Linked DNA regions of Homo sapiens: region 2 is linked to region 1. A link is a contact called in ENCODE Hi-C data. All regions are on one chromosome and are shown on one strand. Each heading gives the region's core, a stretch centred on a gene start or an enhancer-like site at or near the end of the contact. The rest is flanking DNA. Distances are from core to core; before and after follow the strand shown. Region 1 holds the start of RNGTT (RNA guanylyltransferase and 5'-phosphatase). Region 2 holds the start of NDUFAF4 (NADH:ubiquinone oxidoreductase complex assembly factor 4).

Evidence for each region. Hi-C counts contacts between places; a loop is a spot of excess contacts on that map. Pooled maps may share reads with other maps.
Region 2: a loop to region 1 is called in a pooled map, with 8 times the contacts of the local background. The contact joins the promoter of NDUFAF4 here to the promoter of RNGTT in region 1. A Hi-C loop is called at or near these places in 2 of 50 pooled maps.

Annotation. Positions count from the first base shown.
Region 1 is chr6:88,961,307-88,965,284 of GRCh38, forward strand. RNGTT (RNA guanylyltransferase and 5'-phosphatase) reads right to left here and starts at 2,312. Exons shown (of 16, transcript NM_003800.5): 1 at 2,040-2,312. The coding sequence starts at 2,103. RefSeq lists enhancers at 731-1,657, 2,012-2,391 and a silencer at 2,375-2,609.
Region 2 is chr6:96,895,645-96,899,622 of GRCh38, forward strand. NDUFAF4 (NADH:ubiquinone oxidoreductase complex assembly factor 4) reads right to left here and starts at 2,247. Exons shown (of 3, transcript NM_014165.4): 1 at 2,022-2,247; 2 at 1,100-1,203. The coding sequence starts at 2,157. It also overlaps a transcript of KLHL32 not described here. RefSeq lists an enhancer at 2,070-2,169.

The DNA of each region.
Region 1 (3,978 bases), core at 1,062-3,561:
TCCCCTTTACGTCTGTATGTGTGTGTGTGTATGTATGTGTGTGTGTGTATATATATATATGTACATATATTTCCTATTAGTTCTGTCCCTCTAGAGAACCCTTACTAATAAATTACACGATAAGTACAAATTACTTTTTTTTTTTTTTGAGATGGAGTCTCACTCTGTCACCCATGCTGGAGTGCAGTGGTGCAATCTCAGCTCACTGCAACCTCCGTCTCCTGGGTTCAAGTGATTCCCCTGCCTCGGCCTCCCGAGTAGCTGGGATTACAGGCACATACCACCACGCCATCATAGCTTTTTGGCTATTCATATAACTTATTTTGTGAAGTGTCCAAATTTTTTGCTAGTTTTTAAGTCCTTTGAATTTCTTCTGTATAATACATTGATGGTGGGACTATCAAGTGTTACCACTTTGGAAAAGAGGTTGGCAGTTTCTTAAAATTCTTAAAACATACACCTACCATATGATGCAGCCATTCCTCTCCTAGAGACTTACACAAGAGAAATGAAAGTATATGTCCACACAAAGAATTGTACATGAATGTTCACAGCAGGTTTATTTGTAATAGCTAAAAACTGGAAATAACCCAAATGACCATCAATAGATGAACAGGTAAACAAATTGTGGTATACCCAGAACAATAAACTACTACTCTGCAATAAAAAAGGAATAAACTATTGATACATGCATAATCTGGATGAGTATCAAATTAATTATGCTGAGTGAAAAAAGCCACACACACTTCCTTCCACCCCAAGAAGAGTACTCACTATATGTTTCCATTTATTTAAAAATTTCTAGAAAATGCAAACCAATCTATAATTACAGAAAGCAGATCAGTGGCTGCCAGGCGAAGGAGGGATTTAAAAAGGGGCAAGAGGAAACTTTGAGGGGTTTCATGGTTGTTTCCTAGGAAAGAGATATATTTGTGTATATACAGTCAAAATTTATCAAACTGTACGCTTTAAAGCTTATTGTATTCAAGCTCAATAAAGATGAAAAAAACTACAAGAAAAATAATTAAAAAAAACAAAAACCCGGCCAAGCGGGGTGGCTCTCGCCTATAATCCCAACACTTTGGGAGGCCGAAGTGGGAGCATCGCTTGAGTCCACGAGTTCAAGACCAGCCTGGGCAACACAGTGAAACCCTGTCTCCACAAAAAATAAACAAAAAAATTATGGCCAGGCACAGTGGCTCACGGCTGTAATCCCAGCACTTTGGGAGGCCGAGGCGGGCGGATCACTTGAGGCCAGGCGTTGGAGACCAGCCTGGTCAACACGATGAAACCCTGTCTCTACTAAAAACAAAAATTAGCCGGGTGTGGTGGCACGCGCCTGTAATCCCAGCTACTTGGGAGGCTGAGGCAGTGAGCCGAGATCACGCCACTGCACTCCAGCCTGGACGACAGAGAGAGACTATGTCTCAAATATATACATTATAAATATATATATACTTTAATAAATAAAAAAATTAGCCGGGTGCGGTGGCAGGAGCATGTAGTCCCAGCTACTTGGGAGGCTGAGGTGGGAGGATCCCCAGCCCGAGCAAGAGACCCTGTCTCACAAGAAAATAAAAATAAAAAACTAACAAAAACACCCTCCAGATTCCCAGTCTCAATGTGACCCCATTTCACCGCTGGGAACCGCCCCTTCCCTCCTTAACCCTCCTCCATCTCAATACTGATATTCATCCCTTCTTTCGAGGGGAAGGTTGAACCCTAACAGGTTCGCAAACTACTAAGACTCAAAGTACGCCCACTGTATTCCTGGATCCTCACCTCCTGCCACCAACCTCCTGTCTACCTTCACATTCGCACAGTTAGCCTTGCAGGAATAGTAACAAGTGCCCCCCATCCGCCGACCATCCCCTCCCGTTCATGTTCCCATTCATCCACGAAGCGTAATCCGACGGAGCATATCCCGCTCCTGAAATACCACTAATGGGCACAGAACCACCAAAAGCTGAGCTCCTCAGTCGGCCCACCCCCGGGCACGTTGGAGTGTGGGGATTCGAACGCCCCCCAGTCCAGGTTACCTGCCACCGGCTGGCCGCGCCGGGGACAGTTCAGCCACCGCGGCGGGATCTTGTTGTGAGCCATGTCTTGGGGCTGCGCAGAGCTGCCCTCCCTCACCAACGTTCACCGCGCCTTTGGAGCCGCCTCCCCGTGGTCCGGTGCACACCGGGGTCCGAGACACCCGAATCGCAGCCGTAATCTGAATTCCAACCTCTCCGATCCGGGTAACGTCAGGGGCGGCGCGCCACTTTCATTCAGGATCAACTCCACAGCTCCAGGAGAACCCACAATGCACCGCAACTTCCGCCCCCGAAAGCCCCGCCCCCTTTCCGAGGTCAGAGGGAAAGAAGAGGAAGCTCAGCGGAAGGATAGCAAAGAGTTAAGGACGCGACGAATGGGAGGAGCGGGCCTTCTCTCGCCCCACTCGGCACCGCCCCGCCCCGCCCCGTCCCGCTCCACGGACGCGCCCGGACGCTACTGGTTCGCCTTTGCGCATGTGCAATTGCCCTCGTACCGAACTCCGCAGGACGAAGCGTGTATTTTTTTCCCATCCAGACAACCTAGAGAAACCCAAAAAAGAGGGAAGCCAAGCGCCTTTCCATGCGTAGATTGCCCGCCACTTCCGTTAAGGCATCTATTTTACTGATGAAAAGAGGCCTTCTGAGCGTTACCACAGCTCAAGCTTGGCGTCCCAGCCGGATCTAGGTTTGATTTGCAATTAGGGAAAGTTGTTCAAGGGAACAAGTCTTAGGAGAATTCTAAGGACATGAGATTGGAGTACCAGAAATGGGGAATTTTTCTTTTGGTGAGTACTTACGAGGATCTATGAAGCTTCTGAAATTAATTCCAGAACACTTAGAGTTTTGTTTGTACATTTCTGGATCAAAGTTTCAAAGCATACTGGGGAGTTTGAGAGGGTCCATGTCTCCAAAAAAAGTTACTAATTAATGTGGTATAATTGACAAAGGTAGGAATTGATCAGTGGAGAACCTCTTCGTGGCGTTGTTCTCCTTGGCCTACCAAATAAACAGTGCCTTTTATTTTCCCTTCGAGTTAAGCAGAGGTGCTTGAAAAATTTTTATAAATGCCGTCCTTTAACGAGCCTTTCCTTTGTTACCAGATTAAAGTGTTAAATATAAAGCTGGATGATGGCGAATCAATTATAATGTAGTTTGGCTTTAAACACCAATGCTATATTGGAACTGCAAGAACGTAAGGCTGCAGGGAATACATTTTTAAAGCGTCGGTGGGGAACTTTCTGGGACGCTCAACCCCCTGAATGCCTGGACCCCCTCAGTAAGAGTCCCATCAATAGAGGCAGTCCAACAGCAATCTCTCTGAGGCAGCCTGAGTTAGGTCACACTTCTGGTCTGTCCTGCTGTTGCATCTGCTCAGAACTGTTAGTGAAGGTGTAAACTCCTCCCCTGACAGAACAAGATAATACCCAGTTTCCTTTAAGGCCATCAGTCTACCCAAATAATCTCCGATGAATTCCCTTTTCTGCTGATAGAGTGTGTACCATGCCCAAAGTGGTAAAAACCTTCCATCCCCAGACCCCCTCCAAGGATGGGAAAGGTGAGCCTGATCCTGGAAGAGTATCTTACCTTCCCCTTCTGGGGATGACTCCCCTTGGTGACTCCCCTTCCCACACACGCTATACCCAGTAGCTCAGTCCTAGGCACACAGAAGCTTCATACCACTGGCGAGCAACTGTTATTGGCTGTAAGGCAGCAATGTGCACTGGATTTTTATTCTGCTATCCAGTTATGCCCTCTCCATACTCATTGCCACAGAATTGGGAGGACCCTGTGGCTACCTTTTGTCCACAATAGAGAGTAGAGTAGGAGAGTGGCATCCCGATGAGCAGGCAGTTTCTCTCTGCCTGTCAGGAATGCCTTGCCTGATGTGTGTTTCTGCCTATATTGCTCCTAGTCCCAAGTTTCTACTACTCTGTGAGAA
Region 2 (3,978 bases), core at 997-3,496, 7.9 Mb after region 1:
AGAATACTTGGGGAGTATTACTCAACACCTATTTTAAAATGACGTAAGAACACAGACATTAACCCTATACTTTTTTCATGTGAGCATGTGGTGATAACTGAACCCTACAATTACTATGTGCAGCGATTAACAAATCTTGTTTTATTTCTCCTCTGTAGTGAAAATTATATTAATAATTCTATCTGTGCAAATATCCAGAGAGAGAGGGACAGTACCAGAATATTTTAGAATGAAAAAAAAAATCTGGAAGTTGTTGGCACTTCCTTGGCCTTTAATCAAACTTTACCCCTAACTAGAATCTTCCTGCCCCCAAAAACTCATCTGGTTAACTCCAACTGATCCCTCCTCAGGCCTGAACATAACTATCACTTCCTCAGAAACCATCCTTGATCCTCCCATTTCAAAGAGGTCCCTCCAATATACTCAGCAGTGCACGTACTTTTCCCATAATTATGGTCACATTGTTGCTCATTTGTTTAATGGCTGTGTCCTTCACAACATCATAGGCCCTGTGAAAATAAGGACTAGTTTTGTTCATCACTATATACAAAGCACTTGTGCCCAGGACTTACATAATACAGAATATGGATTTACACATAGGTTCCCATTCCTAATGTATTCTTTGATCCTTCTAATTTTAAATATCCTATCTGAATACATCCTTAAAAAAACAAACAGGAACACCCCACAAAATCCAACAACACCACTTACTAAAGGAGTCTCTGAGATTAGAACATACCTCAATCCACAGAAGAATGAGAAAATAATATTAAAGCTCTGCTTTTGTCACTCAAATGACAACCACTGGAAGTAATGCCTTACCAAATCCTACAAATTCTGAAATACTATGAAATAATTCACACAGTTGCTTGTATCAATACTTCCACAAGTTATTTTAGAATTCTGGTAAATATCCAGTGAACCAAGGCATAAGTGTCTTGCTGTCTTACACCAGTGTGCTTAAACTTTGCCAAGGCGTGTAGATTGATCACAACACACACTTGCAGAGCACTCTTTTTACTACTTGCCACACTTAATCATTTTCCTGAAGCCCCAAAATAAGTAAATTGTGTATTCACTTAATTAAACACACATTTACCTGCAAGGAAGACACAGGATCTTTGGAATCAACATACACATCTTTTAGAAACGACAGCAGCTTTTCATCTTTACGAGCAATCTCTCCTTTAACTTCTGGATAGACTAAGGAAAGGAAAAAAGTCACAATATTAAAATCAAGGAAAATTTCCTGTAATATCCTAAACGCTTAACACAAACGCTTTCTTTTATTTTCTTTTTTGAGTCGGAGTCTCGCTCTGTTGCCCAGACTGGAGTGCAGTCGCGCGATCTCGGCTCCCTGCAACCTCCGCCTCCCGGGTTCGAGAGATTCTCCCACCTCAGCCTCCCGACAAGCTGAGGCTACAGGCGCGCCACCACGCCCGGCTAATTTTTGCATTGTTTGTAGAGACGGGGTTTAGCCATGTTGGCCAGGCTGGTCTCGAACTCCTGACCTCAGGTGATCTGCCCGCCTCGGCCTCCCAAAGTGCTGAGATTACAGGCTTGAGCTACCGCGCCCGGCCTAACCACTTTAATTTTTTTAAAAAATAAACATAATCATTTGGACTGTTAGGAAAATACTTTAGATGGAAATCAAAATTCCAGGTCAGGCTCTGCGTCCATCGTCCAGTGAAGACCCCTAGAGAAAGCTCTGTGACCCTCTCGGATTTTGATTCCCTGTATCAAGTCCGTGACAGCAGCCGGCGAGGGCCTGGTTAGCGGGAGCACTGGCTGCTGCCTCTGGGTCTCGGAAGTAGGCGGGGCCGCCGACCTCACCGCGGGCGCGGAGGACAGTCTCAATGTCACCGGCCTGGCGGCTCCCCCTTCCAACGCTCCGCCAACCCGAGCGGCTGCGGCCGAGCAGGCTGACGCCGATCCCTCGGCCTCCGGACCCACGCTAGGGACAGCCGGGCAGCACAGGGACTCCGCGCCCCCGGGCCCCGAAACGCCCTCGCACCACTCACGACTAATCTGCTCTCGCAGGAGGCTGTTGGTAGAGGGGTGTCTGGGAGCGACAGAGGGCTTCATCTTGCTGATTTCCCGTTCCGCTCGGTTCTCTAGGTTGAAATTCCTGATACCGCGAATCACTAGTGCTCCCATCTCCTCATAACATTATGCGCTCAGGTTCAGGCCGCACGTGGGAACACCGGCGCAGGACAACTCCGGGACACCCGGAGCATGCGCACAAGTGAGGGGAAGCCCCGCCGCGGGCGCTTAAATGCGTGCCCGTCGCCCCCTAGCGCTCGGGAGGCCACACACCGCTTCTCTGCCCAGGGCATTTAAAAGGGAGCCCCTCCCTTCGGGGCGAGTGACGGCTCCCACGAGGGCCGCTTCCGGCGGGAGGTGGCGGGGCTTAAGTCCCCAGACCCACGGTTGCTTTTAACGCTGGAACTCCGAGGGAGTCACCCGGGAAGCTCTGTAAAGTTCTGTGCCGGGCCCTACCCCAGACTTTCTGATTTAATTCTTGTGGAGTGAGGCCCAGCATTGGATAAGACTCCACGTGATTCCAAAGTTTCAGTGAAGAGCTGAAAATCAAAGTCGTAAGGAAGTTGACCTTGAAGTTGTTTCACAGGGCAATGCCACCAAAGAGTTAGCCGATAAAAATGGAACTTACTGAACCAGGGTCAAACTGGGCTCTCAAGTTGCCCTTTCCTGCTTTTGTGAAAGGAAAATAATGAAAGGATGTTCCCTTTCGATGAGTATTTGTTCTCAGCCGCTCTCATTTAAATGCCTCTTATTTTCCTGTCCCCCCGCCTGATGCATTTTCAAGCCACTGTATTCTTTTTCCATTATTTTTTACATCCCGTTCTCATTTGACCTAATGGTATCGATTTTAGTTATACTTTCCCTTATCTTATTTTTGCTACTAATTTACTTCTCCATGCTACTAAATGCTGAGTCATTCCCTCTCCTATTTCTCTTCTCTCTTGCCTTCTTCATTCTTTTTAAGCCTCTGTGTAATTTAATGAAAGGAACAGACAATAAGACGTCAGAAAAAAAAAACAAACAAACAAAAAAACGAGTGTTACATTCACCTTCTCCGTCTCTCTCCATTTCCTGAATGGGTTACTGTAGTGCTGCTTTTATTTAAGACCCTTTAGAAATATTGTTATTAATCTAAAATAAAACCCACCAGGAAGGAAGCAGTAGGAAGGAAGTTACAGTATTTCTCTTACTGTGGCTGCAAAATCTATTTTTAGTGTTCTGATCTCTGCTTAGCAAAATGAAGTAGAGTGGATGTTTTTAACCAGCTTAAAGTAAGAAAATATTGATGTAAAGATAATCGAATAGAATAATAATAATAAAACAAGAATCAAAGAACCAAAATGAAGAAAGGGAAAGTTTTTTAAAAAGAAAACTAATGTAATCATTAAGTATAATGCTTAATCAGAGCAAAAGCACTGCAAGGAAGACGGCTTCAGCCACTCTAATTTAAATGCCCTTTATTTAATTATACTGAACATTTTTACAGGGATTGGTATTTGGAATTTATAGAAGCTGAAATCAGTGATCTCAGATAGCATTAACTGGGAAGTTATCCTGAAGGTGGCAGGCTGCTCCAAGATTTCTATCTTTGATACTTTTAAGCATGCTTGTGATTCAGGGCTTTTTAGGCACGGTATTTCTATTTCTATGGGTGCTAAGAAATTTTAATCTGCCTCATTATGTCTATGTGCTTTAATCATGGTAGCAATTCGACTCACTGCCTGTTAAAATATTTTAAAAGTGAAAATCTCATTTTCATAGAAATTCCACCGAACTTCGGGCAGTATGAAAAAGTAATGTTAGAAGTGACTGTCAGGACAGTAGGGATTACAATATGAAATAATTATTTGAATTCACACATTCCAATAGAGCTTGGATTCAACATTGAAAGAGCTTCCAGCATGTGTCAGCTGCTTTGCCTGATCCTGGCCCAGT